Linked DNA regions of Mus musculus: region 2 is linked to region 1. The links are chromatin loops, found by intact Hi-C in ENCODE. Cell type or tissue: heart. All regions are shown on one strand. Each heading gives the region's core, and the rest is flanking DNA. Links, peaks and the distances in the headings are about the cores only.

Region 1 (15,461 bases), core at 10,462-15,461:
CACTACCCATACTCACAGCAAGTCTGGTTTCACAAATCTTCCTTTATTTAGAAAAGCAACAAACATTTTGATCAGGGACCACAAAGGCTACAATAGAGTGCAGAGAAATAAAATAGACATGACTGCCAGCTTCACCACTGTGGATCTAAGATAGGTTTGACACTGGGATATTCAGAAGCAAATCTGCATCCACTTTGGCCTCAAAGACGTATCAGCAGTCAGTCCCTGCCACAGAAGCGCACAAGATAGGAGTGAGAGGTAGCCAGTGCAAAAGTGGTGCTTTGGTGACTCCACTCTATGTGCCAGAGCCTCTGGAGGACACGGGCTTGACAGGAATTAGAGACGCACAGAAGCCTGTCTCCACCCCAGGTGAGTCTCTCGTCTGGAGCACCTATCCACCCTCACAGTAGTACTGGAGTGGCTGAAGGATGAGTTCTGCCACAAGGAGAGCTGAAGCTTGCAAGGGAGCGCTGGATTCACCACTTGCCCTTGTTCTTTAAATGCTGGCCGAGAGTTCAGTGACCTTCACATTGGTCTCCAGAGCACACAGGTTATATCCATGAACATCATGCCTTTGCAAAACACTTCTGATAACAGGGAATCAAAACAAAGAGCATTTTTCTCAACAACCAACCACGGGAAAGGCAGCAGCCCTGCAACCCAAGGAGCCCCTCCCCCCACTCACGCGTGGCTAGTCAAAGGCAATGCGCAGACTGCGCTCCTGTTCCTTGCGCCGGCCCTCACATACACGGCTAGCCTCCTCCACCCTCCTCTGCAGCAGGGCAGAGCTCTGGTCCACCCACTGAAGAGAGTCCATGTGTGCATTGAGGATCTTGCAGATCTGTTGCAATGGGTCACTGGTGTCTGCAGGGCCACCAGCCATGTTCAGGTGCTCGATGATATCCTTGAGGTCCTGTGCCATGCGCTTGAGCTGAGCATCAATGTTCTCAGCCAGCTTGTAGGTCTTCTCACGCTCCTCATCAGCGTGCTGAAGGTATATGGTGCCACTTTGCTCCTTCACTGACTCCTCCAATGGGCTCAGGAGGTCTTCCAGCTCCTTCTGCTGCGACAGGATAAAGTCCAGCTCCTGGTCCAGTCGCTTCTGATCCAGCTTCACCTTTTCCACCTCTCGGTGCAGGCTGGTGATCTTCTCCCCATTCTCAATCAGTGTGCGGTCCCAGGCATTGACCTGTGTGGCCTGCTGCAGGAAGTGCCGCTCCTGATCTTCCAGCTCCAGACTCCACTTGTTGATCAAGCTTTCCAGCTGTGCATAGGTCATCGCTGGACCTGTGGCAGTCCCAGCTGCTGTGCTGGAGGCAGGCAGAGCAGTAGCTGCTACACTGCTGGGGCCAGCTGACACCAGGGGTTTCAGACTTAAGGCAAAGCCAGTGGTTGTGGTAGAGGCGGCAGCGGCAGCAGCAGTGGTAGTAGTGGTGGTAGTGGTAGTGGTGGTGCTGGTGGTGGAGGCACCAGGAGCTGCTCCAGGGGCCTTGAGGCTGAAGCCCAAAGTCCCAGCACTAGGAGTTGCTGCAGTTGTCACCGGAGCTGGGAGGGAGAGCCCTGTAGCACTGGATGAGGCAGGAGCAGCAGCTATGGAAGCAAAGAGTGTAGACCCTGCACTGGTGGTGGCAGCAGTGGGTGCAGCAGCAGCTGGCTGTGTAGCTCCTGCTGTAGTAGTCACCAGAGTGGCTGGTGTGAAGGGAGAGCCAGACAGTGCTGTGGGCTGGGCAGAGCTACCCACAGAGCCAAGGCTGAAGCCAGAGGCTCCAGGCTGGGATGCACTGCCACTGGTGAATGAGAACCCAGTGGAGCCGGTGGACGGAGCAGAGGTGGTAGAAGAGCCAAAGACAAAGCCAGTGGGGGCTGTCCCCTGGTTGGAGGTGCTGCCACTTGAGATGGCATTGGTGAGGGTGCTGCTGCCAAGCCCAAAGCTGCCAGTGTTGGCCGTGGCTGGTGTGGCAGCTGCGTTACTCAGGCTGAGCTTTGGGGTGCTGATCCCCAGGGAGAAGCCTGTTCCTCCAGAAGCAGGTGTTGTTCCAAAGTTGAATCCTGGGGTCTGTGTGGTTGGGGTCTGTGTGGTGAGTGAGAAGAGGCTGGTGGAAGGGGTGGTCGCAGCTGGCTGGGAGGGAGTCCCAAAATTAAACCCTCCGGTGCCGGTGCCAGAAGCAGAGAAGGAAAAGCCAGTGGCAGGTGTGGTGGTCGCAGTCTTTGCGGTCCCAAATGTAAAGCCGCCAGCAGGAGCCCCGGTGCCTCCAAAGTTAAATCCACTCATGGTTGTGGAATCTTCAGGTGGCAGCTACTTCGACTCTGGGGCAAATCCGTCAGCGTCTGCAACCTTGGGGAGGTTTCTAGAGCAGAGGAAGTGACATGGTCAGATGGCAGTTTGGGACAGGCAAGCTCAGTGGTGTGGAGGGTAGTGGGGCTGGATGCAGAGCTGGCAGCAGCCCTGCTGTTTCCTTTGCTAACCTGACCAATTCCAGTAAACCAATGGGAGTTGAGTGCTCCTGGGCACGCGCAGCTCCGAGGCAGTTCACAAGAAGGCACTCTAATGAGATAGAACCAGGACAGAAGGTTGGGCATGAGAGCCCAGTGCTTAGGGATAAGTAGAGACCCAGGCCAGCTAATCAGATATTACTTGGGGTTTTCCTCTAGGTGAAAATCAGTAGTGGTTGGGAGGGACAAAGGGAAAAGAGACCAAGCACTCCATAAGCCAAGAGCAGCCATAGTCCATCCCATTAAGAACACTAGACTTCTAGAAGTTTTGACTGAAGCCACTCCAGGCAGAGATGTCCAGGTACTTTCCCCATAGCTTATATGGTGAGGAAGGTGACAGGGAGCACTGCATCATCTTCCCAGGACCACAAGCTAGCAGGTGGTGAGACAGGAGTAAGTTCAGTGGACCTGATGGAGTCACCGGGCACTTTCCCTATACTGGTGTGGAACAATGAGACCAAGATGCAAAGCTGACTAGCCCACACAGTACTCCATGTGGAAAGAGAATGTATCAGAATGTACCCTTCAGAGCAGTATAACCCTCTATTTGGACTTCTTGAGGTGATGGGGTGGGATGATGCATCCCTTCTGTGGGGTGCACTGCCGATAGGCTCATTCCATAGTGAAGAAGCAATACTGGTGGGCTTCCTCACTGTATACCCCCTGTGTATAGGTAGTCCTTGTGTCTTTTCAGTTATTATCTACATTATCTTTTGAGATGGAGTCATTCACTGGGACCTGTAACTCACCAACTAAGCTAGACAGGCTGGCTGACCAGAAAGCCCCGGGAACACACCGACTACACCTCTCCTGCATCAAGATTATGGCATTGGCCACTATGTCCAGATTTTTCATGTGCGTGCTGGGGACTTCATGCTTGTATGGTAAGTACTTTATTGACTAAGCTATCTCCCCAGCTACTGATATTCTATTCTTTGGCACAGGGTCTCAGTATGAAGCTCATGCAGGCTTCGTTCACCCTTGCAATCTTTTTTGTACCAATCTTTCAAACATAGGTATCACAACCACAGGTTGTCACACCCTCTCATGTCTGCTGTTCTGAGGCCTTAAGCTTGTGACAACCAGAAGAAATAAACACTGATATGGAATATAGCAGATATGACCCTGTCCTTCCTTCAATATTAACAAGAACGTTAGCCTCTCTGAGCTCAGCCCTTGCCCCAGCAAAGGGTGCTTGCTGAAATGAGGACATGATTTGGGGTACTCCCTGTCCCTTTGGCATTTTCAGGGTTAAGAAGGTGGTTTGCAGGGTAATGCCAATACTCAGCTGTGAATTTCCTAAGACCAGGGTGTGGCTAACCTCAGATTTACTATGAATTTAGTTTGTGTCCCCCGCTCAATGAGTCACTGGGCTGTGACGAGAGCCACACATCAGTAGTCCAGAGGCTTCTGGGCAGCAGGCTCTGTTCCACTGTGGGGACAACACCAAGTCCTGGCCCTAGATACCCTGGGAAAGATGAGTCTGTGGACAATACACAGAAGGGTGATGGGTCTTAGGAGGGAACAAAGTCAGATTCCATTTTCCTTCGCTGAAGGCAGCTAAGGCTTGCTCTGACCTCTGGCCTTGCCTTTCTTACTTATGTGAGTCTGCAAGCTCACAGCGCCTGTTTCCCAATGTCTTCTATGAAGAATCATCAATGGCCCAACCGAGAAGCCAAGTGCCTGGTGTCCTCCCTCTCCCCATACTGTGCCAGCCTCTTCAGACCTGTTTTCTCTGGCCACCTCCTTCCTGTGGTCTAGCAATGTTAAGCTTACAAGAACTTCAGGGGAAAATTATTTCAATCTCAAAAGGTCACAGTAGGTCCACTGAAGCCCTGTTCAGCACTCAGACAACTCTGGCATGATAGAGACTTCCTCACTGGTGAGCACTTTAACTGGATAAGTTAGCTGCTCAATCATCCAATCAGCTACACTTCATACCTCAATTTTTAGTACTCAGTGGAAAACTTTTGCTATTAATAAATTGGAGCTGAGAATTCTTAAAAAAAAAAAAAAATCAAGCTTCCATGATATCAAGGGATGTTGTGATGATACCCACTGTGGAAAGTCACCAACTCAGATGACAGTTGAGGACCTGTGGCAGTGCAGCTCTAGGCCATGAAACTATCCAGCCACCCAGAGTTGGGGACGGAGAGTCTGGAGATAAGAGTCCTGCCAAACACTGAGGAGACTATGCTGGCATAGCCACAACCACCATGCCAACAACCCAGACTTAAAAAAAAAAAAGTTCTCATCATATAGCCTAGAACTACATACACTGTACACTAGCTCAGAAGACTATCTGCCTGTCCCCTGCCTCTCCAGTGTACCACTACACTGTGGTGGCTCAGACTCTTTGCTGAAACAGCCACAGGGGACTGACAAGTAGGGAGCTAAATGCAGAAGAAGCTGGAGGCAAGGAGCTGGGAGTAAGGTTGGTGATGAACTAAGTCAGAAGCTTTAACTGAACTCTGGGACAGAGATAACCACAAGGCAGGATCTGATCCAGCAAATAAGTGATGACTCCCTAAGCCTGGGAGCTCTTCAGCTGTAGACCAGGTTAGCTATAGCCCTTCTATCTTCACCACAGGAGAGGCACCTAGGAGAGCCTATGGGTGAGAAAGCAGACAGTAACAGGCTTGCAACATGGCATGTGGGCTAGACATCCACACTGAGGCCACATGCCATGGACACAGGAGTCACCCAGGCTGTGATGTCCTTCCATCCATCTCTTGGTTAGTTTTCTCAGCCGCACCTTGCTCCTGCCTCCCTACTGCTGGGATTTCTGATGTGAGAGCCTGGACAGTAGTAGAAAGTCCTTCCTACTTCTTGATCATCCATGTGCCCTGGTCACAGCCAGCCTGCCAATACCTCAGCACTCTGTCACCACTGGACTACTTTTCACATCGAACACCACCCTGAGCTAGAGATGACTACAAGGCAGAGAATCACCAAGTGGCAGAGTGCAAACAAATTCCACTTGGACATCATCCACATAAAAGCTGAGCACCTGCTGTGGTACTAGCACTGCTGAGCTCAATAAAGCAACAGATATAACCAGCATATTTTAGGACACTGGGGAAAAACAAAGGTAGGGTGTGTCTTATGTGGCTAAAGGGCTTGACAGACATAAAATGGACTTAAGATGGAGATGGCTCTGGATGATCCACTTGGACCCAAGGCCCCTTTCTGGCTTGTGACCTCTTCTGTATCCTCACTGGTTTTGTCCCTAGTATACAGTCAACGGCCACCAGGTGGTGCTATGACAATGCAGAACCAGGGAAGGATTGGGTATCAGCTAGCTCTGAGGGAACCTTCTGGTGTGAGGTAGTTGTTTTAAGAACTCCACAAGATGAACATGGTAACACATGCTCGTAACTGCAGCACTCAGAAGGCTGAATAGGAGGTTCAAGGACTGTCAGCTACACGATGAACTTGAGACCAGCCTCACTATATGATCTGTCTTAAACAAAACAAAATAGGGCACTTGCTCTTCTGCTTTTGTGAGTGGGCTGCTAACCACGGAGACAAAATTAAAGTCTGTAGAAAAGGGGCTGCTGTAGGATGGAAGACCACCGGAGAGGCAAGAGGAAGAGAAGGCAGAGCAAGAAAGAAAGGGGGGAACCTGATTCCTGGGAAGCTCAGCCACACCCCAACCCCTCCCCCCCACAGTGCCACAGCAGCTTCTCTCATGGAAGAAACCCCTCTAGCTCTTAGGGAACAAATCAGGTCCACACTTCCTCCAGTGCAAAGCAAACAAGGTTGGTTTGAGTTCTGGAAGTGGGGAAGGAGAGCTACTACTTCCTTTGTTTCATCACTCCCTAGCAGCAGGCACATAGTGGTCACCATATTTCTTTGCCCCATATGTCAAAGGAAAGAATAGCTAAGAGAATCCAAAAGTGAATTGTATTAAAGAACTAAATAAATCCTGGTGGCATGTTTCTCCCTACCCACCTTAATGTTCTGGGTTCCTGAATGAAAGACACACACAACCTTTATATTTTGATTTGCTTTAATCAGCTTAATGGCTGGGCCACTTCCTAACCTCCATGTGGCTAATCCACTCCCCTACCACTCCTCGCTGATAACTCAATGACTTATCTGAAGTAAAATAGTAAGAGGAAGAAGACAACGTTTGAAGCAGGGATAGTCTCTCCCTTGGTAGAGGAAGGGCATGAGCCTTTCAAAGACACTGACTAAATCCTGCCCCTGTGTGTCTGATGACTGTACCTGCAGGTTCTCAGCCTTCTCCCTCCTACCTCCAGTGATTTCTTTACCTCAGAAATCAGCCCACAGCTAATTAGCAATTACATCCTTTCTTACTCCCTAGGGCCTCCACCAGCTCAGGTGACAAACAGGTAACACCTGCAAAAACCTAACCAGCTCATCTTCAACTGGGAGCCTACAGCACAGAGGGTTAAAGAAAGGGTTTTTGAGGTAGAGTCTTGCAGTGGGCTAGGATGATGAACTTGGCACAACATCCATGTAGCTCAAGTAGGGTTCTAAGATGTACGTACCTTTTTGAGACAGAATATTGCTACATGACACAGTGGCTCGAGCTAAAGTCACAAGCATTATATCCCCTCCAACAGAGTTGGGAAGCCAGTTGTTTCCAGGGGCATGTATGTGGAGGAAGCTACTCCCATGTTAGCTCCCAAGGACCAGCATCTGCACTCTTCTGCGTTAGTTATCAGCGTCTCAGATATATATCCTCACCCACCAGAGGAGGCGCCAGAACTTCCACACCCACTATACCAAAACAACATTAATAAACATGAGCTGCCATTCAGCACCCACCTCAGTAAGCAGAACATACCCGTGTGGCCGACAAAAACAGCAAGGCACAAGCTCAGCCTACAGCATTCAATGTTAAACGTGATAAAGGCATTGACCCACCAAGTCTGTCTCTTGCAATCAAAGTACTTCAGACCTCAGATGCCACCCAGTAGGGAAGGTTTTCCCAAGCAAAATAAACCAACTCCTCCAGCTAACTACCTGTTCTTTAGTGCCAACAGAGGCAGACACAAGTGAATTACACAGGACAATACACCAGACAACATCAAGCTCTGCTTATGATAGTACCAGAAGCCCCAGGAGGTAGTGTCAGGCTTCCCCAAGAGATTGTTAGGGAAGGGTCCAGGGAATCTACTAGAGGCCCATTGTTAAGGACATATGGAGAAGCTACCTACTCAGGGTGGGAAGGGGTGGTGGCCTCAGGTCACAGTATCATTTTAAGAAAGGACTGCTCCTTGGGGAGGCTTATCACCACCATCGTCCAGAAAATCCAAGCTGGATCACAAAGAGGCTCCACTACACACCCATTAGGGTGGCCAGAGAAGAGATGAATTGGTGCTGTAGGGTGTGGCAGCCACTGGAAGTGCCTAGGCACTTTCCAGGCAGCAAATCTGGAAGTGCCTAGAAGTCAGTTTCTTTCAATGAAGAGCCCAGACCCCAGTACCCCACCCCAGAACGGTAACACCAGCCCAAATAGGATAAAAACATCCCAACCAATGACCATCAGTTCATCAAAAACAATGAAGGGCCAAACAAACATCCATCCATGGACTGTCAGTCAGCCTCAAAAAGATAAGGAAGGGGGGCTGGTGAGATGGCTCAGTGGGTAAGAGCACCCGACTGCTCTTCCGAAGGTCAGGAGTTCAAATCCCAGCAACCACATGGTGGCTCACAACCATCTGTAACAAGATCTGACTCCCTCTTCTGGAGTGTCTGAAGACAGCTACAGTGTACTTACATTAATAAAATAAATAAATAAATAAAAAAAAAAAAAAAAAAAAGATAAGGAAGCCTGTCTTAGTGATATACACATGTAATTCCAGCACTTAGGAGGCAGGAGGATCAAAAAGTCTGAGGCCAGCTTCTTTCTTTCTTTCTTCCTTCCTTCCTTCCTTTCTTTTTTTTTTTCCCCCAAGACAGGGTTTCTCTATAGCCCTGGCTGTCCTGGAACTCACTCTGTAGACCAGGCTGGCCTCGAACTTAGAAATCCACCTGCCTCTGCCTCCCAAGTGCCACCACTGCCCGGCTTAAGACCCTGTTTCGAAATAAGTAAGTGGGGCTGGAGAGATGGCTCAGCGGTTAAGAGCTGTGACTGCTCTTCCAGAGGACCTGAGTTCAATTCTCAGCAACCACATGGCAGCTCACAACCATTTATAATATGACCTGGTGCCCTCTTCTGGCCTTCAGGCTTATACGCAGAGAGAACATGGTATACAAGATAAACCCTTTTAAAAAAGAAAAAGAAAAGAATTTAAAAAGGGAGGAGTGGGAACATCCTCTTGGGAGACGGGGGTGGGGGTTGGGGGTGAGTGGGTGGAGAAGGAATGGGATGAGGAACTGTAGAGGGTGGTAATGACTGGACTGTTAGAGCAGAGGCAGCACATCACCACACAGCTCTGTACAAACACCAAACACCACTGCTGGGCAGGCCAGGCTCTTCTGATTGAACACCAGGAGGCACCAGTGTGTCCAGAGGACACACTGTCACCGTGCACTTTTTTGGCCCTTCTCTTGAGGGCAAGGCTCACCTAGGCTATATGATATGGTTTCTGTGGGGAACAGAGGTGATAGCAGGCTGTGGCCTCCCTTGCTCTCTTCCTGCAGTTCTGCAAGAACCAGTGCCTTGCACACCAAGAGGACCCTATCACTGAACTAAGCCATACCCTCAGGCCCTTTAAAATTTTTATTTTTGACCCAGAGTTTCAAAGTTGTCAGGGCCTCTAAGTCACTCCAGCTGGCAGTGAACTTCCAAACCTTGTCTCCATCTCCAAATGCCAGGGTTATAAGCCTGTGCCACTAGTCTAGGCACCTTATCTGCTTGATTATCTCCTAGCAAATGAGGTAGAAACTTGCTATCGTTCCACTGAAGTCAAGAGAACTTCAGTAGCTGTCTGCTGAACCTCTCCTACAAGGCATTCTTCCCCCCACTTCCACTCCACCCACCAGAAGATACCTCTAGCCTCTCAATCCTAGTTTCAGAAGACATCCCAATCACTCCCATGTCCTACTTAGGTGTCACTCCCAAATACAACTTAGTAGGAACAGAGAGCATCTCCTGTGCCCAATGGCTATGTTTGTAGCCCTGCTGAGGTGCAGCCAGAGAGAATACAGACTCCAAACCACCCACATTAAAGCTCCAAGGGGCTGGACACAAATTGTTGGGTGTACGAGAATTTTGGTTTCCTTAAAAAAAAACGCAGAAATACTATAAAAAATGTTTTCATTTTAATTCCAGGTGTAGGACACGGGGCTGCTTCAGACTGTCCACAGCAGCTATGATTTGCCCTCATGCTCTAGCAGGGGCTTGATTCTGACAGCTGCAGATTCTGATTGCATGTTTAGAATTTTGGGGACTTTTCAGAGGGTACATAAATGCTAGGGTTCCTAGAGGTGTTGTTGGTGTCTCAGTTTGTTAAGTAGTTGTGCACAAAGAAACAAGATGTACTCATTCATAGTTCAAACTTGAATTTCAGACAAAATCTAGACATCGCCTTTCCAGTCAGCAGCTGCCCAGCCCAATCTGCAATCCCTTTTAGGTGTGGTCGGGGTGCTCAGCAAGTCCTCCTGACCCTTTGTAACAGCTCAGTCCTGATGCCTGTGCCCTTTCACCACTAACCCTCCACTACTTTCCCTGTATCCTGGCTAACAGCACATATCTCCTAGAGGACACAGAATTAGAGGTTGGATAATGGCCATGCAGATTCATCTACATCAGTACCCACGGCCTGTGAATATTATCCCATGGCAAAGCATTCAGTGTAGACAAGTTACATGAAGGCTCCTTCAAGACTCAATTATCCTGGACTATCTGGGACAGTCCAATGTTCAAGCACAGGGCTTCTGTAAGGAAGGCAGGAAGCTCAAAGGAAGAAGCTTCAAGTTGGACGGAGGCAAAGAAGCCTGAGGGGACACAAAGAGCCTCAAAATGAGGTAGCCTCTAGATACTGGTATGGCTAGGAACCCAGTGCCTTGGGAACTCCAAAATTCTATTAAGGTGCCAAGTGTGTGCTCTCTGAATCTTTTAACCTGTCATAACAGCAAGGGGGAGTTAACCAGTACAGGTGACACCCAAAACGTGGGAGCTGGTACAGAAGCATGAGGCCAACTCAGTGATAAGTTACAACAGTGACTTCTAAAGGGGAGGTGTTGTAAGAGAAGGGCAGGGGCTCTAGAGAACTCTGAGCATCTGGCCACGTGGCACTGCCCTTTCCCCAGCCAAACTGGCCTTGGCCTTCCTGCCCTTGTTTGCCAGGACACCCACACCTCCAACTCCTGTCCCTCTGGCCTTCGTGACCCAGTTTTACTTGTTCCCTAGCACTGTGTGGAGATTATGCTTTCGAGTTTTCTGTCCCCACACAAGCAACTGATTCAGAAGTGTGCTGCTGCCCAAGGGGGTGAGGTGGGGGTAGCACAGTGCTGGGGGCTATATGAACAAAGTCCCGACCTTGTCCTCTATGTGCTGGAGGAGATAGTCATGCACAAGTATGGAAGGACAGGAAGAGAAGCTACACCAGATTCTGAGCTCCTAGGAAGAGCTTTCCCTCAGCTACCCCTTTAGCATTACCTGGTACTGATGAAGACTCACCCTTCCCTGTACCAAGTGGAAGGGATACTTTTACTTATTAGGAAAAGGATAGACACACAATACCATGTACACTCACACTGGGAAGACAAGTAGCAGGTTGGTGCACACCCCACCAAAATCTAAGTAGGCAGACCAACTCCTGCCCACAAACAGAACCCATAAAGCCCAATCCTTTTCCATCACACAAGGCTGTTCTCTCAACTGGGAAACCAGGGCCTGCCACAATAGTACAGGGATGAGAAGCAACCAGGTGGACAAAAATAAAGATATACGAAGCGTCACAACAAAACCTCTTTGCACACTAACCAAAACAATTTAACAGCAACAACAAAATCTAGGTAATAGTCCAGGTTTGAGGCCTCACAGGACAGGGTGGGGAACTCTGCTCTATCAAAGACAACTGTGGCCATGCAAAATTCTTCTTACCCTTTTTCAGGCCCCAGTCTTGTCTTTCACAACTAAGCTAGTGCCTTTGGGATGCTAGGCCCCTTCTTAGCACAAAGCCCCAGATTTTCAGTGTTCTGCCCAGGGGGCTCCTATACAGGTCTTTGCTACCTAGGAGCTGTTGCCAGGTGCTCTGTGGTCCCCAGAGAATTCCCTCAGCCCTTCCTAACCATCAGAGCCCGGCTGATGCAACTGCCTGCAACCAGCCGCCTCACTCCCCAGCTCAGGCCCCTCCGCACTGGAAAAGAGTTCCAAGCAGCTCCACCCTTGCTTCTGGCTCCCCACAGGATTTGTTTTTTGTTTTTGTTTTTTGAGAGGAAAGAGACTAGGCTGCCACTTGAGCCGGGGTGAGGGTTAGGAAGAGAGAATAGCACACATGATGGACACATAACAGTCTGGTACTGGCCAAGGCTCAGGGTGGCAGGCCTCCAGGGATGATCACAACTCCCATAAAGTGACGGCTGTGCACATGCTGGGGAGGGCATGGCAGCTAAATGTGAAAACCAGCTCTTGAGTTAAGGTGGATCTGAGGGCGGGGGAAGCATCTGGGTAGGACCTCAGGAAAGAAAAAAGAAGTACCATGGGGAAGACTATGGGCTGGTACCCCCACTCTGCACTGTCTTTGAAACCTTTCGATTATTCCAAAAGTTTACTTTAAAATACCAAACTCAAGGAAAGGAGCACCACCGGCACAGCAACATGGCACAATGTTTCAAATAAAAACCAGCACCTGTGGGGCCCAGGGATGCAGCTCAGGTGGTAGAATGTCCATTTAGCATGCAGTTCATGAAGCTCTGGGTCCATCCCATTTCTGTATTCGTAGCAGACTCCACATGGACTTAACAAAGCCCATAGCTGGCAAGGGAGGGCTGGAGTCTAAACACATCAAATCACGCCTGTGCTCAAACACTGGCAGAAGATAAGAATTCACACTCTGATGGCTCAGTGTTACAGAGCACTGACTGCTTTTCCAGAGCAACCACATGGTGGCTCACAACCATCTGCAATGGAATCTGATGCCCTCTTCTGGTGTGTCTGAAGAGAACCTGTGTACTTACATAAATAAAATCTAAAAAAAAAAAAAGAGTGCCCATTCCAAGGGGAATTATCTCAAGGACTTGTAACTTTCAAAATCAGTATTCCCCACCTGCTCTGAATCTTTTACAGTACCAGGGATGGACACCAGAGTCTGGAAAGCAGTATTCTGGCCAACACTCTGCCACCAACCTCCAACCCCAGCCCATTACATATTTTTTTAAAATCAGGATCTTTGTTAAGTTCTCTAGACAGCCAAGAACTCACTTTCTAGTCAAGGCAAGCCTTGAGCTTTTTTCCTCCCCTTACTCAGTATGTAGACCTGTCACTACAGGTGGTGGAGGTCAGAGGACAACCGTCTAGAGTTGCTTTTGTCCTTCTACCAAGTGGGTCCTGAGGATGGAACTCAGGAGGGTTGAGTTTAGAGATCACCACCAGAGCCATCTCAAAGCAGCTCCAGCCCTGACCTTGACTTTCAATACTCCTGTCTTAGCCTCCTAAGTAGGTGAGATATCAAGCCTGGCCTCTGGACTTTTTCTTTTTAAAACACATTGAGGCCAGTCAGTATGACCCTGAACTCATGATTTCTTTTCTCCCATCTCCCAAATCCTGAGAATACAGGCAAGTCAAGCCCAATCCATGTGGTGCTTGGACAGAGACTAAGGTTCTGGTGTTAAAAACAGACGAGCATTCTTGAGCTCTATCTCCAACCATTCAGTCTCTCAGCTGCTACAAATATGACACACTGACTGACTTTCACATGGAATGCCAGCCATGTACATGAACATGGGGTAGAAAACAGGGTTCACGCATCATCCCCGGTGAAGGACAAGAGGGACTCTTTTACTAAATGGAATATAAATGTCCTATTTTGGACAGGATCAAGAAATAATTATCTAGTGGGGTCAGCAAGAGAGCAAGGACTGCAAGAAAGTCAGAGCAAGGGCAAAACCTTAGAGGTCGGCAGGGATGGCTGGAAACAGAAACCTTGGAGGTGGGACACACAGAACGATCATATGGCTAAGAATCTGGGGTAGGGAGAGTAAAAGAGGTGAAGTCAGGGTTTTTTTCTAAAAGAAAATACAATGACTGAGCAGTGGGTAAAGGCTGCCAAATAGTTTGACCCGAGTTCCGTCCCTGGGACTCACATGGTCAGAGAACCAACTCCTGCTAGCTCTCCTCTGACCACCACAATAAATGTTAAAACAAAACAAACAAAAATATGTTGAAGAGTCTCGTGGTTAGGACTTCGTGGCCTACTTTCCATAGCTGATATATCTGTGCGCGTATACAGCGCTCTACAAGTACTTGGGAAGCGTTATCTCGCGGTTGCTGCCTGGAACTCCTCTATGAAGCCTAAGCTAGCTTGCGCCATTCGGCGATGGGCTTAACCCACGAGGTCTCGGGTGGCAAATTCGTGAAGCAGGGAGAGAGAACGAGACGAGCTGGTTTCGGGTGTGAAAGACACATCGGATCTGACCGATTCAGGAGACCGAGCCCGGGCCCCCAGCCTGAAGCAGAGAGTGGAGGGTCAGGGCGACATGGCGGGCCCGGGGTCGCCACCGCCCCGTCGGGGCCGCGCGAGGGCGGGGCGCGGAGGGATCCAGGCAAGCCCGCGCTGCGCCGCCCCCGGTATATTTGTCCCCAGGCCCCGGGGCCGCCTCATTTTCAACCCTCTCAGCACAGTCTCCCTTAACGCTCCCGCCACGCCGCCTCCGCCCGCGCAATGGCTCTGTAGCCGCGACCCCGTCGTGTCCCCCGCCCCCGTCTCCGCGCTCACCGCGCCTTCACTCTCCGCTCACACCGTCTCTTCAGCCGAGGCCGCCGCCGCCGTTGCCTCCTCGCCTTTTCGCCGCCATGGAGTGAGTAACCGCTCGCCCCTCCCTCGCCAACTGCCTTTCCCGCCCTTTCAGAGCTCGCGGGGCTTCACGGGTCAGCCTCGTGGTGGGGGCGGGGGAGACGAAGTGAGGAACCACGGTCGCGCAGGCGCAGAAGAGGGAAGCTGGCGGCCGGCGCATCCGCTGAGCAAGCGCACTAGGCTCGAGTTGCGAGGGGCGGGGAGGAGGAGGGCGTGCTTCCGGAGAATTTGGGGGCTTTTAAGGTCGGCTCGCGCGCCGTTGCGCCTGCGCGCTAATTCACAGACCCTCTGCCCCTTTTCCTCCAAGGAGACAACCCCACAACCTGTTGCGCATGCGCATTGTCTTATTCCCCCACCCCCCCACCCCTCCACCCCCGGCCTGAACTACGGCGGGCGGCCGGTCATTGGCTAAACACGCGCACTGGTCCCCCAGGAGGGTAGTGGCGTAACAATGGATCGGGTCCTGGGACTGAGCTTGCGCCTCGTCGCTAGTCGAGCCAGCAGCGAGGAAGGGTGGGGTTTTGCTTGAGGCTCCGACTCAGGCCCAACTTCCCTCCAATCAGACACCTGCTGGGGCGGGGACTGGCTTAAACTGACAGGAAAGGCTTTAGGAACACCTTTAAGAAAGAGTTAGCACTAGCACTACAGGGGCGGGGCCTCTAGGGACTTGCTAGTGGGGGACGGGAACTGACTGTGACAGACAGAAGGGTGGGCGGAGCTTCCCGTAGAATCTTTAGAAGTCACCAAAATTTTTAAGGGAAGAGCGGGATCTGTGTGTGTGACACTGATGAAGGGCCCAGGCATGCAGAATTATTCTGGGAACCCCTGTGGATTAAAGGGGGTATAGTCTAATGATGCGGAAGGGGCACGGCTAGAAGGAAATTCCCTTGGGATTGAAATTTTTATGAAGAGGAATAAGATGAGGTGGGTAGGAGGGACTAGAGGTAATTCCCCTGGGAAAACACTAGGTTTCTGTGTTGAGGGAGGAGATGGGGCAGGGGAGTTTCCAATAATGTCCCTGGGAATGTGTGG
Region 2 (15,461 bases), core at 6,665-11,664, 74 kb before region 1:
CTGTGAGGGGCGGGGCTGAGGGGCGGGGCAGGGCTGAGGGCGGGGCCTCAGATGCCTGACAGTGCTTTCAACCTTCCAGCCCCCTGCAGGAGGCACAGAAAATCTTCAAAGCCAACCACCCGATGGATGCTGAAGTTACTAAGGCCAAGGTGAGACAGACGGGCGTTTATCAGGTGCTGGGACCAGTTCTCACCCCTGAGAGTTTAGCCTGCAGTAGGCTGGAGGCTTCTCAGCTCTGCTTCCCTAATACCCATGTCGTTGCAGCTTCTGGGGTTTGGCTCTGCTCTTCTGGACAATGTGGATCCCAACCCTGAGAACTTTGTGGGTGCTGGAATCATCCAGACGAAGGCCCTGCAGGTGGGGTGTCTGCTTCGGCTGGAGCCCAATGCCCAGGCCCAAGTGAGTGCAGAGGGTGGGCATCCCTGTGACCTCACCTTCCCTGCGAACCCCGCCTTCCCTGCACCTAGCCCTCCTTCCTGTGCTTCTCATTAACTTCTCCTCTGGCTTTTTTTTAACCTACCTTACCCCTCTGACTTTGTACCCTTGTCGGGCTCTCGCCTTTCCACACAGATGTACCGTCTAACCCTGCGCACCAGCAAAGAGCCTGTCTCCCGTCACTTGTGTGAGCTGCTGGCCCAGCAGTTCTGAGCCCTGGACTTGCCCTGGTATATGGCCAGTGCCAGGCAGCCCTGGGATGGAGGCAGCTGTGGTGGAGCGGGACAGCGAGGGGCCCTCCAGTGGCGACAGCAAAGAGCCCGGGGTGGGGGCGCCTGGGAGCTCCCTCTGGCCTTTTGTATTTTATTTTTGTTCATCTGCTGCTGTTTACATTCTAGGGGGGGGTCAAGGGAAGCACCCTCCCTCCCTTGTCCCCCGAAGCACAGAGGGGAGAGGGGCCGAGGAAGTAGGTACCTCTCCCCCCCCTTCCCTGTCACCCTCCCCCTTCCTCCCTTTCCCCATCCAGGGGCTGTGTATTATTGTGAGCGAATAAACAGAGAGACGCTAATATTACCCCAGCTATTGACTGCCCACCCTGAGTGATCAGAGGAGCGGGGTGAGGGCTTGCAGAGTGCGGGTGGCTAGGCTTCGCAGCCCGTGGGTGGGGGTGTGAGGGGAGAGCAGCAATAGTAGCAGCCGGAGCCCTAGTTGCACAGCCACCAGCTGCCACCCCATGCCTGGCCCTAGCACGAGATAACAGGCTCTGGGCATCTGGGCTGGGTAGACTGTGTCCTCTTGTTTCTCTGCAGGCCCTGGTTCTGAGGAAGGACAGAGAGGACTGTGTTGAGCAGCACAGCCTCCTCATTGGGCCTGGTACCCCTCAGCCCAGCCCATTCCTCCACAGTAACTCCCAGATCAGCTTCTTCCCGCCTAGCCTTGCGGTCTTCCTATGACCACCGTGTACTCACAGACCTAACGTGCAGTGGACCCCAAGTGCCCTCAGCACTGGTGTCACCCTCCAGAGGATCACACCCTGTCCTCAAGTGCAGGCCTCCAGATTTGCACACTTGTGAGGTCTTTATCCGGCTGGGCACCGTTAGGTCCCTGCCTGTGTCTCTTGGGGCCTTAGGGACCTGGGACAACTTCCCAATGTGGAGTCTGCAGGCTCCTCACTTGCCTCAGCTTGAGCAAGGCTGTGCCCAGCACTGTGGAGGGTGACAGGAGTGGCTGCTTGAGCACTGCCACCTAGCATTGCTCAGCGGTTAGGATCACCGGGATCAGCACAACTGACAGTGCTTGCCTAGGAGGCTGGAGCAGTAAGTTGTCAGGTCTTTGGAGGTACTAGATAGCCCAAGTGGCCTCAAACCCGTGGTCATTCTGCCTTGGCCACAGTAGGGCTGACATTCCAGGCATGGGACAAAATGTCCAGCCTGTGCTTACTGTAAAAACACTGACTGAAGAAGAAGTCAGGGATTTAGTAAGATTGACAGGGGCAACTCAGGCATGTGGTGCATTCTCGGCTTCAGGGTGTACATGCCATGTGGGATCCATGCCCACCACTCACCTGGCGGGAAGTGGGTGGTGGCCACCAGCGTGTAGAAGTTTCTAAGGAGGCGCCTGCGCTGCTCAGGGGAAGGCTCTAAAGAAGAGGGAGCACCTTGACTAGGTGGCCTCTGGCTCACGGCCCTCCCACTCACTGCGTTCCCACGCACCTTTATCCTTGGAGGGCTCCACAGTAAAGAGGCAGCGTCGCAGTTCCAAGTGGAGTAACAACAGACTGGGGGAAAGCACTATCAGGCTGTGGGGAACTGGCAGAGCAAATGGCCTTCCCGGCCCTGGGCCCAACCATCGAGCCTTACCCAAGAATATCGCTGTGTAGTGGGAACCCTTCGGGTAGCGCCCTAGGGCCCAGTGGCAGGCAGGCCCGGAGGGGCTCCAGTAGAGGCTGCCACCAGCGTTCCATTAACTACGGGGGTGAGATGGGGAGCGAGGTCAGGGCTGGTTGGCCAGGGCCTGCATGCAGCAGGTGGCGCTGTTGGAGGGGATGCACAGGGGCAGCACTGCAACAGTCCGCCTCACCTGTGGGTCCAGCTGGCCAAGGGGCGGGCGCGGCCCGCACAGCAGACACAGCTCCAGGCCACGCAGCAGCGTCAAGGTCAACAACCTGTGTGGGACCTGTAGCCGGGCACAAGATAGGGCTAAGCATGGCCCCGCCCTGCTGGAAGCCCCGCCCTGGTCCCGCCCACTCACCGTGGGGCTCCCGTGGGGCAGATACACCGGGTAGTCTCGAGCAGCTTGTGGTGGCAAGGACCCCACCAGCCAGGGGAGTAGTACAGCTTCAGGCATGCCTAGGCGCCACCAGCCCTCTGTCGCTGCCACCACTCGGCCTGATACAAGCAGGCTGACAAAGGCTGTGCCAGTGGCCTCTGCAAACCCTGAAAGGGTTTCCTGGTGAAAAGGTCAGACTAGATGTCATAGGGCAAGGAGGGACCTTCCCGGCTAGTCAGGGAGGGGAAGAGCAGCCATGAGACCAGAGACACCCTAGCACGCAAGGCTGCCAAGCTCCTGTCTCACACCCTCTCTGTGAACGAGAATACTTTAACCTTCCTGATCAGTCAGCACTCTCAATTCTCCATACACTTATTTTATCTGTTTGTTTGTTTGCTTCTTAAAATTTATTTCTCCTTCAGTTATGGGGCTGCTCCTGCCAAGTCATACTGAATTTTTGAGTCATGTGTTCACTGAGCTGCCTAGGCCGGCCTTAAACTTTGCATACTCTCCCCAGCCTCCAGAGTAGCTGGGGTGACAGGCCTGCACCAGGAGGTCCTGGGATGCCAATAGTTTTAACAACAGCATCTAAACTTGCTGAGAAGGCACAGTCCTGACCTACGGAAGCTCTGAGGTCAGGACATGCTGCCAGGAGAGGCATAACTTTAGCAAAGGAAGATTGGGCAGGCATGGTGGAGCACGCCTTTAATCCCAGCACTCAGAGGCAAAGGCTGGTGGGTGTTTGTGAGTTGTAAGTTGGAGGTCGGCCGGACTGGCCTACAGAGAGAGTCCCAAGACAGCCTGGGAGCCCTGTCTTAGAATGGGGTGAGGCGGATTTGCCTAGACAGGGTTCCCTGCAAGGCAGGAAGGCAGGGTGCTTGTGAGGCCGAAGCTGCAGGACAGGAGGCAAGCAGTCAGTGTACCCTGGTGAGAAGGTTCCAGGTAAAACTTGATTCCAGGATGATAAGAGGGAGTTAGGACAATGTCCAGAGAAAGAAAACAAAGGAAGGCTGAGCAGAACCGTGGGGACACAGTTATTTCTATAGCTGCCCCAATACCTGCATGGCAGACCCCTCTGGAGGAATGACACAGTCCACACACTGGGTCAGGTCTCCGATGAGTTCTGAGTTCCCCAGGAAGCTGTCGATGAGACAGTAGCTGGCCTGGTAGAGGAAAAGAGGCATCTAGGACCCACGTAGGCCAGATCAGCCCAGAAAAACCTGAGGCCAGCTCCAGGATTAAACAAGCTCTTCAAGAACCCATGGGCTTTCCCTATGCATAGTGGGAATTGTAGTTCCAGACAAATGGGCACGACTTAGGGATCCTAACGTCACTCACATCCCACAGCCTCACCCTCAATTCTTTCTTCAGTCTTTCTACATTCCGGATATTGGTCAGCTCCTCAAGTCCCACAATGAGAACCTAGAAGAATCACATAGGACAGCGGGGTCCTTAATAGGATCTAGTCAGAGAGGACAGTATTTGAATGGGTGTTGAGAGGAAGGCCAGGTCTGGATCCCTGTGTATGAAGGTGGAGGTCGGGCTCCTGGACTCCTAGGTATGAGGGAAGAGGGCTGAGGTCTGGATGTCTGGGTGTGAGAAAAAAATGCAGGTCTGGACTAAGGAGAAGAGGCTGGGGGTGCAGCTCTCTTGAGTTTTGGAGAAAAAAGGGCCCAGTCTCACCATGGCCCCAAACACCATGTGGAGCATTCTTTCCAGCCTCAGCTCAGAGGTGCCCTCCTCAGATGACAGAACAATGAGAGTGATACTGTGGGGAGGAAAGAAGAGAAGCAAGAATGAAGTAGAGGTCAGGCCTGGGAAACGGAGCCAAGCGCTTCAGCGTCTCTGGGCTATTCCTATGCTGCTGGCTACATTCTGCTGGGAACGCAGGGATCAGAGAGGGTGAGTAGCTTATCAAAGATTCCCACAGCCAAGTCACCACTGGCAGGACTCTGGGGTCACCTAAGCCAGGAACCACTGCCCAGATCTTGTTCCCTTGCTCCCGCCAAGGGACCTGTCATGGAAGTTCTTCCACACTACGGTTGTGTCTTCCGTTCTTGCAGAGTTCAGTTGCACATCCAGATTCTGGCCGAACATGTGGACTCCATTGAGAGAGCCGATGACAGAGAAAGGAAGCTGAAGAGTGGGGAAGCATTGAGACCTCACTGTCCCACTTTGCCGTCTCCCCACATCCCCCCAAAGTTCTTCAGGAAACCAGGCTTATTAGTCCCCTAAAGGCTCCGAGCCTCTACTCCCTGCACGGTATGCCATCCCAGCTTCCCAAACCCCTTATTTAGACGAAGGAGTCGAATGCCCCCACCTGTTGACGGGAGGGGGCGCCGCCGCTGCTACTCCGACAAAACAGGGGAACCCCGCTAGAGGCTGCGAGGCACAGCAGATGCACCGGGCTTCCCGGCCCCTCATCCCCCATCTGGAAGCCCGCACCCGACAAGTCACCCCCCTGGAGACTCTCGGTGTGGATCTAGGAGCATGCGGGTAGTGAAAGCAAGTCGGCCTGCCGTTTGGAGCCGCCAGAGGGCGAGAAGCCGGATGGCTAAATTCCTGCCTTCATCAACTCAGCCCCTCCAACAGGATTCTTTTTCCGCCCCGGCCGGAAGTCATCATGACCCTAACAAAGATGGCGACAAGTATTGCTTGCCAAGCGTTCAAGTTGTTCCTGGACAGCTTCACATCTTTTGTATAACGAGAATGAAGAATCTAGTTTGAAGATGGTGATGGTGCTAAGGTGTTGCCTACAAACCTTCATGTGTGCTGTAATTACGTGCTAATTTTTTTTTTTTAAACAACTGGTTGAGGATGGGGACAGTGCTAAGGCACTGCCTGGCAACTGCAGCGTGGCCTTTCATTCCATAGTGGGAAATACCCTGCCCCAGTCAAAGATGGCCGTATGCTCAGGCGTTGCCTAGCAACTACCATTCACAATAATTTCTGTTTCAAAACTCCGAACCGCTGTGCCACCGTCTCCCTCTCATTTTTTCAGAATGGTTTGATCCAGGCAGTGTTGCCTAGTAACCACCAAATGAGATGGTTGTTTTTGTTATTAGTGAAAGGCAGAAGAGAACCTTTTCCAAAATCATGAAAACCACGTAATTTCTGTAACGAATTAATGCCAATGATGGTGTATCGTGTCGAAAGGTAAAACACGGAAAACTTTGTTCCATGCAACAATAGAAGTTAGCACCGAGGTAGCAAGACAGATTTTCACAGATATGATCACTGTACTATCACTTCCAAAGCTTTCTTCCAAAGGATGGCTAGGAGCCAGGGAGATGGCTCAGCACATCCCAGGGCTTGCCATGAAGACCTGAGAAGCTTGTAACCCCTGGAATCTTCATGGTAGAATAGAGAGCTCACTCCACAAAGCTGGCCTCTGTACACATGCCATGGCACACGCACTGTAAGAATCAAAATTTATTTTCTAGTTTAAAATAGTATGGCTATTAAAATAGTATGGCTACAGCTTCGTGTCTTTATTTTCTACTTTCTGGGTGAGTTGCAGCCTTTAGGCCTGGTTGGCCTGGAACTCAGGGTAGCTGTTTGGCCTGGAATGGCGAATGCCAGCCACTCTCTTTTTCTTTGCTTTCCTTTCTTTCTCTTTTGCTTGTTGTTGTTTAGTGTATTTTTGAGGTGTGGTCTCATGTAGCCCATGCAGACCTGGGACTTGCCATGTGTCCTTGAAATTCCGATTCCTTTTTCAACATCTCAGTCTCCTTTCTTTCTTCCTTTCTTTTTTCTTTCTTTCTTCCTTTCTTTTTTTTTTCTAGATTTATTTATTTATTTTATATATACGAGTACACTGTAGCTGTACAGATGGTTGTGAGCCATCATGTGGTTGCTGGGATTTGAACTCAGGACCTTTGGGAGACCAGTCAATGCTCTTAACAGCTGAGTCATCTCTCCAGTCCAGTCCAGCCCCCATCTCAGCCCTTCTAATGTCTTTTTATACTCTGTTTGTTTGTTTGTTTGTTTGGTTTTTGAGACAGGGTTTCTCTGTGTAGCCCTGTCTGTCCTGGAACTCACTCTGTAGACCAGGCTGGCCTCAAACTCAGAAATCCACCTGCCTCTGCCTCAAAGGCGTGCACCACCACTGCCCGGCTATACTCAATTTTGATAAGTGCAAGGAATTGAACAATTTTTTCCACCGACAAATATTAGATTTCTCCTTCTGTATTTTAAATGATACAATAAAACAAAATAATTTTTTGAGACAAAATCGTGCTGTGTAGCCCAGGCTGGCCTTGGTCCTTATGCTCAGTTCTCCCATGTTGCATTGCTACACCCTGCTGAGTTAGCAGTTTTAGCTGCTTGATTACTGTATGTCTGAGAGCAATTGCTTTGTTTATTAAATTAAATAATTTAAAATAATTTATTTATTTATATTTCATGTGCATTGATGTCTTGCTTTAATGGGTGTCTATATGAGGGTGTTGGATACCCTGGAACTGGAGTTGAACTGCCTTGTGGTTGCTAGGACTTGAATAGCAGTCCGCTGAAAGAACAGCCAGTTCTCTTAGCTGCTATCTCTCTAGATCCTATGAAACAATATTTTAAAGTAACTTTTTTGGATGTTGTTTTTATTCTGGATTTTATTTCCTGTAGTTCCTACAGAATAATTAACAAATGTACTCTGTATATGGAAAAAACAGATTCGTAGAATAATTTTAAAATGTGTGCATGGTTGCACAGTCCCTTAAGGCCAGCCTGGCCTACTCTGATATCTCCTGCCAAATCCACAAATAAACAGATAGATAGACAGATAAATGAAACCTTAAAAATTCTATGCATGCTTTTAGTTCCAGCACTTGGCCGACAGAGACAAGAACATTTTTTGAGTTCACAGCCAACCTGTTTTACAGTGAGCTTCAGGACAGCTAGGGTTACACAGAAAAACTTTGTCTGAAAACAAAACAAAACAAAATTCAACGTGGAAAATTGTAGTTTTGGGGTTAGCATTGGGGTTAAAAAAGCTTGTTCACGCCAATGGTTGGGTGGCGTGTGCCATTAATCCCAGCACTCCAGAGGTAGGGGCAGGCAGATCTCTGAGTTCTGGGAGGCTCCACAAATTTACAGAGCAAGTTCCAGGACAGCCAAGGCTAACACAGAGAAAGCCTGCCTTGGGAGTGGAGGGTGGGGAAGAGATACCAAAAACCAAGGTCTGGGGCAATGTCTCAGTTGCTAACCTGCTTGCAAATGCAAGCAAGTGAGCCAAGTTTGGATGCCTGCCACCTACGTTTTGAAAAATCGCTTGTCTTTTTTTCTTTCTTTTTCTTTTTTTCTTATTTTGTTTTTCGAGACAGGGTTTCTCTGTGCAGCCCTGTCTGTCCTGGAACTCACTCTGTAGACTGATACTGCAACTCAGTCCCACTTGCATCTGCTCTGCACTGGAATTTAAGGCGTGCGCCATCGCGGCTTTGTATCTTTCTACATTAGTACGCTTTATTTAGTAAATTTCTGTCCACACATAAGTTTCCAGGTCATTTTATATTCACTTCGGCTTATGCTGTTAGCTACAATGCTGAGACTCAGTTTTCTCGACTATACCAGACATTACTATTGCACTGTTTATATATATATAGTATTATTATTTTCTTCTTTCTTTTTTTTCTTTTCTTTTTTTCTTTTCTTTCTTTCTCTTTTCTTTTTTTCTTTTTTAATAAGGAATGTATTTTCTTTGATTCTGTTTCTGGCTTCTTTCCCAGAAAACAGAGATTAGGTGTTGCCTAGCAACCTCCACTTAAATTGGAATTCCCTTCTTTCCCAGCAAAAACAACTGCTTCGCTTCCAAGTCCCGGGCAACTTTACAGTGTTGCCTAGCAACGTCGTTTCCAATGATGTGATTGGACCGCTCTCTTTCATCGGTTCCCGGTCAGAAAGAACAGAATTTATTAACTTAATCTCTGTGTGAGACCACAACGGATGGGTACGCGTTGCCTAGCAACCGGATTCCCGACCCTCCCTTTAGCCCGGAGTCGGAAACTAGATTTCGACTCCAAGATGGTGACCGGATGTGCCGTTTTTCGATTTATTTCGTGCTTGATGTTGTGCGCAAAAGTTTGCTCGATTTCAAGAGGCCCTTAAAGGGGCTCGTTGTGCCCATTCTGAGAGTTTCGTGTTGTTGGTATGCCCCAGGGTAGAGATAAAACCACGGCTCGCAAAATGCCCCGCACAAACATGGCCGTATCAGCATCAGCAGAAGCTGCCAGACGTCCGGCGGGGCTGCGCACACCGCGCAAGCGCACTTCTGTTCGTCCCGGGACGGCGACGGCGTCAGCGGCGCTGGCGTCGGCGGCGCGGGGCATGGTCCCCGGATCCGAAGGCCCGGCGCGGGCCGGGGGCCTGGTCGCCGATGTGGTGTTTGTGATCGAGGGGACAGCAAACCTGGGGCCGTACTTCGAGGAGCTCCGCAAGCACTACCTGCTGCCTGCCATAGAGTGAGTGAGCGAGACCTCTCGTCGCCTCCCGCCGCCCTAGCTAACCTAAAGCTCGTGCCGACCCCGCCTTTCCTCCGTCTTTGCAGGTACTTCAACGGGGGACCCCCTGCAGAGACGGACTTTGGGGGAGACGTGAGTGCGCGGCCGAGTCACGGGATGGAAGCCGGTAGACCCCTGTGTCTGAGGGAGGAAAGATGGGGTCCTTAGTCTTGGGTTTGAGAGAAGAAGGGCTCACAGCTTATTTCTAAAATGATCTGAAGTTGGGATGGCCTGTTCCTTGCCAAAGATCTCAGTTGTAAAGTTGTTCTGTCCTTTCTTCCCAGTATGGTGGAACCCAGTACAGCCTTGTGGTGTTCAACACCGTGGACTGCGCTCCAGAGTCCTATGTACAATGTCACGCACCTACCAGCAGTGCCTATGAGTTTGTCACCTGGCTCGATGGCATCAAGTGAGCTTTGCCTCCATTTGGGGCAGGATGGGTACCCCCAAGAAAGACTGTGGGCAGGGTGGCCTGTGATTGAATAGTGCCCCGCACTCAGCAGAACTCAGTGTGGGTCACCACAGTCCCTGTCTGAGTGTCCAGTTACCGTCAGCTTCTTCTTTCTTCCTCTTGTCTGTCTACTCCAGAGGAGTCTGCAGGATGGGTCTGGGCCCTGAGAGCTCCTTACGTGGTTGGGTCACAGTTTACAGTGTAGCCTTTTTTGTTTTTTTTTGTTTTTTTTCGAGACAGGGTTTCTCTGTGTAGCCCTGGCTGTCCTGGAACTCACTCTGTAGACCAGGCTGGCCTCGAACTCAGAAATCCACCTGCCTCTGCCTCCCAAGTGCTGGGATCAGAGGCATGGGCCACCACACCTGGCACAGTGTAGCCTTGAATTGCTGATCTGACTGCTTCTACTTTCTGGTTGCTGGGATTACAGACACCTGCCACCATGACCAGCTTGTAGAGCCAGGCAGCCTAGAGTCATGGCTTCTTCCCAGATAACTCTTTGACTGTCGGGTCCCAGGGTCCTTTGTGCTGCTCGTTTCGTATTTGTTCTCAGTGCTCTTGACTGTCTGTTGCTGTATAACGTTTCCCCACTCCCACCCCACTTTTAAGGATTTCAGAATGCACAGTTGCTCCTCATGAAGCCATCTGTATGTCAGGAACTCAGGAGGATAAGCCAGGCCGTGTGTGTTTGGTCAGGTCTCACAGGGCTGTGTTCATCCACTCTCTGGCATGCCTGAAAGAGCCACGGCCATGAGGCCGTGATGGCTATGATGGCTGTTCTGCGGCTGTGGACAGAGCCTTAGTTCCTTGCTGGCTCTTTGCCATCATGCCCTGGCATATAGCAGAGTGATGCCCAGATTGGCAGCTGGCTCTGCTCAGAGTGAATGAGTGAATCCAGGGGGCAAAGAGGAAGCCACCAGGCTTTTTTGATGACCAAGTGACAGTCCATCACTTTTGTCACCACTTGTTTGGTAGGTGAGTCTATCCTGGTCCAGATAAGAATGGGTGACCAGTGGGATCCCTGGGGACAGACCACCAGAGCCATGTAGGGTGCTGCCGCCCAGCACACAGTAAGCAGTGCGTGAGTGCCCAAAGTTACTGCTTGCCCTGTTCCTGGTCTTGGTTTGCAAATGAATAACAGTGTAGACTGGTGGGCATTGGAAGGGTTGAAGGGGCGCTGGGGCTAACCTCGCCATGTGGATTCCACAGGTGTGTTGTGGTCAAGGTTCATATAGCGGTGCTGATCTAGATCCTGTTTTGATGAAGCAGGTGTGTGTTGAATGTCTGCTTGTCTGCTGTGTTCCAGGTGTGTGTGTGTGTGTGTGTGTGTGTGTGTGTGACATGGTAGGTGGCATGGAAAGCTGACCTGTGCACTGCCCCACCCCCTCCCGGAAGTTGTTAGGATTAGAGTTAATGTAAAGCCAGCCTTCCCATCCTTGACATTGTTGACACTTTGCACTCACGGTTTTTTTTTTTTTTTTTTTTTTGGTTTTTCGAGACAGGGTTTCTCTGTATAGCCCTGGTTGTCCTGGAACTCACTTTGTAGACCAGGCTGGCCTCGAACTCAGAGATCCACCTGCCTCTGCCTCCTGAGTGCTGGGATTAAAGGCGTGCGCTACCACGCCCGGCTTGCACTCACGTTTTTAAAACAGATTTTTTTTTTTTTTAATTTAATGTGTACGAGGTTCTGTATATGCAACACTTGTGCCTGGTGCTCTTTGAGACCAAAAGAGGCCATCAGATCCTCTGGAATTGGAGTTACACAGTGCCATGGAGGTGTTGGGACTGCAGCCTGGATCCCCTGGAAGAGCAGCCAGTGCTCTGAACACTGATTCATTTCTAGGCCCTTAGTCTGGTTTAAACACCACACAGTCCTTTCCATCCTCCTGCCTCAGCCTCACCCATGTTAGGTTTGCTTGTTTGAGCTGCTATACCTAGCTTGGATTATATAAATCTTTTATTTTATTTTTTTAACCCACTCATCTCTCTGTCCCCTCATATCCACCCACAACACTTGCAACCTCCCTTCCAAAATAAAAAAACAAAACAAAACAAAACAGTGTTGATGATTTGTCTGCATGTATGTCTGTGTGAGGGTGCCGGACACTGTAACTGTCCGTAACGGACAGTTCTGAGCTGCCAGCTGCTCTGGAATCCGAGCAGCCAGTGCTCCTAACCAGGCAGCCATCTCTCCAGATCCCGAACTAGATAATTGTTTGTTGGGAGGCCTGTCCTAGGTGCTGAGCCATATCCTGACCCTGCGAGAATGTCCAACAGCCTTTCCCTGCTGCCTGCCAATGGCATCCCTAGAAAGTTATCTTCAGGCATTGTCAAGTGTCGATGTCTTCTAAGAACGTCTGGGAGGAACCCCCATCTGGAGTTCTGGGAAGCCCCAAGGCCCTCATTGCTGCACATCAGGGATGGTGCATATGAGGATTCCACCACATTTGGTCAGATGTGAGTTGGGGGGAGCCAGTGCCAGCCAGCTCCATTCTTGTTGGCTGGTAAATCTTCTGGGCATGTTTCTGTGTGAGGAATCTTGTGTGACGTTTCTTATCAGCCAGTTGTCCTCTGCTTCTGTGACCTAAGGCTTCAGGAGATGCTAGCCATGTGAACCATGAGTGATGGCTATGGGGGAACAGCTTCAGCCAGACTTCAGTGGTGTCGACTGTGGGAAGAGTGGCCTCTCCCTTAGGGGAAAGGCTGGACAGGACACTGTGGCATCCACTTCTGCACTTAGAATCCTGTAAACACGAGTGCCCCCATTTGGAGGCCTCTGCTGCTGCTTGGCATTTCAACATCATTTAACTCTCCCAGGATTGCTGTGTTGCTCAGGGCCCGTGACTCATGTCCAAGATTTTCTGGGCAGGATAGGAATGGGAGTGACAGTGGCCAGGCTGGTCCCTGCTTAGGAAATCTCACCTGCTGCTGATGGTGCTGGGAGACAGGGCAGGGCGTGCTGGAAAGTTAAGAAGTGGCCGTGCTGCTAAGAGGTAGGCTTCTGATGTTACATCTCCCTTCTGCCAGGAGCCGGTCTCCCATAGCTAATGGCTTTGAGTCAGAAAGAACAGGGTGTCTGTGTCACAGCCTTCGGCTGACTGTTTACTCACTCATGAAGGTGTGCGGCACAAATGCTGAGTGGTCATGAGGTGCAGACACTGTCCTGGCCCTGGGGAGCTGCTGGTCACATTCACTGTGACCAGGGCCTCTGGGGCAGGGTGTGATCATGGGCAAAGGTAGCTGAGTCAACCTGGGACCTCTTTTGTGTGTGTGTGTATGTGTGTGTAAACTCTACTTCCCGCCCTGCAGGAGTTGGCTCTGATTCAGCACTGGGGGTTCTAGGGTTTGGATTCGGGTCATCAGGCTCGGCAGCTCTGTTTTTATCTTGCTGGGAACCCAGCCCAGGCCTAGTGTTGGGAGGCTCAGTGTGTTACCACTCATTTGCTATCTGCGTTGGGGGGTGGGGGTGGGGGGGCGGGCTAAGCAACCACTTTGCAGTGAGCTGCAGGCTGAAGAACCAACCAGGCTGGCTCCAGACCTCTTTCCTCTCCAGTACAGGCTGTGCCACCACCCGGGTTTTTTTGTTTGTTTGTTTGTTTTTAATTGATTGTAAGCAGGGCGTGGTGGCACACGCCTTTAATCCCAGCACTCGGGAGGCAGAGGCAGGAGGATTTCTGAGTTTGAGACCAGCCTGGTCTACAGAGTGAATTCCAGGACAGCCAGGGCTATACAGAGAAACACTGTCTTGAAAAACAAAAACAAAAAAAATAGTTTCTGATTGTTTTGTGTGTGTGTATGTGCCGTGCCGTGTCCCTGGCCTCAGAGACATTGTTGTTTCTGACTTCTACATGAGGTTCTCTGAATCTGGAGCTAAAGATGGTTGTGAGCTACTGTGTCGTAATTGAACCTGCATTCTCTAAAAAAGTAGCTGGTGCTGTTAACTGTTGAGCCATGTATAGACCTGAGGCTTTGAGTTGGTGGTGTCAGGTGGTGGGCTTCCTGGAGGAGGGCAAGCTGGGCACATGTCAGGATAGATAAGCTGGGTTTTCACCTAATCCAGAATGTAGTAGGTTTGGGGGAGTCTGAGCAGAAATACGTGCATCAGTTACTCTGCAAACCTGTCAGGAAGAGGACAGGAACAGGAGGGTAGGCCCAGCTAAAGGCTTTGCTGGCTGGACAGTCATTTATTCATTTACCAATTATTTCCACCATATGCCTTTTATGGGCCAGACAGGTGGGCCAGTCTGGGAACAAGAAATGAGAGGGGGCAGACATGAGACTGTCACATTTTAGCAGTGTAGGGCTAAGGCAGCCATACAAGTCAGCCCAAAGATTGTGGTAGCATCAGTTGTGCTGGAACAAAGGCCTTTCCCAGGATACCATGCAGAGGGACACCGCGGGTGGGTTCCTAGGTTGCCATGGACAAGTACCAGGAGCCAGGTTCAAAAACAGTATGGCTGCTTCAAGTCCCAGGTCACAGTGCTGACTGAGTGGGAAGGGCCTGAAACTCTGGGGAAAGGCTCCTCCCCGACCTCTCCAGCTGTGAGTGGCCCTGGAGCTCTGTGGCTTGACCTTCCTGTGGACTGTCCACATCTTCTTGCCACCTTCCCCTTTTCATAGACCTGGAGGTGTCTGTGGATGGATTGGGGTCTTGTACTTCCCTCTTCCATTACTTGTGTAGAGCCTGCTTCTAGGAAGCTAACACTGGGCTCCCGTGGTTCCGCCTGACACGCCACGCTGAAGTACATTTCACCCATGGCACTGTGGAGGAAGCAGGAGCCTGTCTTGTACTAGTGCTTCTTCTAGCAGTAGGAGATTGAGGCTGGGGAGATGGATGGCTCCGTACTTAACAACACTCACAGGCTGCTTTTCCAGAGGACCCAGGATCGATTCCATGCACTCCTGTGAAGGCTCTAGTCTCTGGGGATCTGATTGCCTTTCCTGGCCATTTTAGGGCCCCAGGCGTGTGCATGGTGTACACAAACACATTCAGGCAAAACACCATACACAGAAAATAAAGAGTCTAGTGGCACACACCTGTAATCCCAGCACTTGAGAGGCAAAAGCAGGCAGAGATTTGTGAGTTCAAGGTCAGCCAGGTTTACACAGTGAGTCCTAAGACAGCCCAGACTAAATAGTAAGTGACACCTTGACAAAACAAAAGAAAAAGAGAAAAGGAAATAAAGCAAACCAGTGAGGCAGATGGCCCATTCGGGAGGGGATATTAGGACAGTCAGGGCATTGGGCCACCTGGACTGGGACGCCCAGAGGCCATGTTCAGAGTCCTGGCTCCTCCTGCTGCCCTCTTGATGTCCTCCCTTCTTAGCGTCTCTCCCAGCCTGGTGCTCTCGAGTCACTGAGTAAAACTCTAAGGACAGTGTCCTGTCAGAGGGTGCAGTGCCTTGTGGGAGGGTCAGGAAGAGTGCCGGCTGGCTGTGTTGGGCACTGGGTCTAACTGGCACCCCTCCCACAGGTTCATGGGCGGTGGTGGCGAGAGCTGTAGTCTCATCGCTGAAGGTCTGAGCACTGCCCTGCAGCTGTTCGATGACTTTAAGAAGATGCGTGAACAGATGTGAGTGTCCGGCCTCCTGGGAAATCCTCGATCCTCACCCTGGATGGGGGACAGGAAGTGGGGCCCTGTGTAGGGCAGCCCAGGCCAGTGCCTGACCAGGCACTAGGTAGGGACCTCCCTTCTATGCTCCTTGCCCAGTAGATGAGTTAAAGTTGTCACTAAATCCGAGAGCCTCAGTGTTGTCAGCTGTAAATGACCTCAGAGGGTGAGGGCATGACACACAGTTGCCATGGCGAACCTGCTATCC

What was found. A loop is a pair of places that touch in the nucleus more often than their neighbours do. Peaks named below come from ENCODE experiments on the same cell type or tissue, not always from the same donor. Only the 100,000 strongest peaks of a DNase experiment are listed, where the experiment ranks them.
Region 2: a loop joins it to region 1, with 7 times the contacts of the local background. A loop is called at or near these places in 1 of 42 quality-filtered maps.

What each region holds. Positions count from the first base shown.
Region 1 is chr7:44,815,374-44,830,834 of GRCm38, reverse strand. Atf5 (activating transcription factor 5) reads left to right here and starts at 15,177. Exons shown (of 3, transcript NM_030693.2): 1 at 15,177-15,353. It overlaps Nup62 (nucleoporin 62), which reads right to left and starts at 14,747. Exons shown (of 2, transcript NM_053074.2): 1 at 14,352-14,747; 2 at 1-2,348. The coding sequence starts at 2,272. The coding sequence ends at 692. Il4i1b (interleukin 4 induced 1B) reads right to left here and starts at 14,465. Exons shown (of 9, transcript NM_001171024.1): 1 at 14,352-14,465. In heart, for the core only: CTCF peaks have their summits at 12,542 (motif pointing left) and 15,080; DNase peaks (open chromatin) are centred at 10,814, 11,874 and 14,814; H3K4me3 peaks cover 4,263 bases; H3K27ac peaks cover 3,877 bases.
Region 2 is chr7:44,885,925-44,901,385 of GRCm38, reverse strand. Med25 (mediator complex subunit 25) reads left to right here and starts at 8,962. Exons shown (of 18, transcript NM_001331207.1): 1 at 8,962-9,155; 2 at 9,242-9,287; 3 at 9,479-9,603; 4 at 15,116-15,214. The coding sequence starts at 9,022. It overlaps Fuz (fuzzy planar cell polarity protein), which reads right to left and starts at 5,307. Exons shown (of 11, transcript NM_027376.3): 1 at 5,024-5,307; 2 at 4,718-4,839; 3 at 4,387-4,471; 4 at 4,057-4,125; 5 at 3,762-3,866; 6 at 2,686-2,883; 7 at 2,515-2,610; 8 at 2,295-2,401; 9 at 2,148-2,212; 10 at 2,000-2,074; 11 at 762-1,253. The coding sequence starts at 5,134. The coding sequence ends at 1,039. Ap2a1 (adaptor-related protein complex 2, alpha 1 subunit) reads left to right here. Exons shown (of 24, transcript NM_007458.2): 21 at 1-2; 22 at 80-149; 23 at 265-399; 24 at 571-1,013. The coding sequence ends at 648. In heart, for the core only: no CTCF peak of the experiment used is centred there; DNase peaks (open chromatin) are centred at 8,625, 8,935 and 9,625; H3K4me3 peaks cover 2,455 bases; H3K27ac peaks cover 1,379 bases.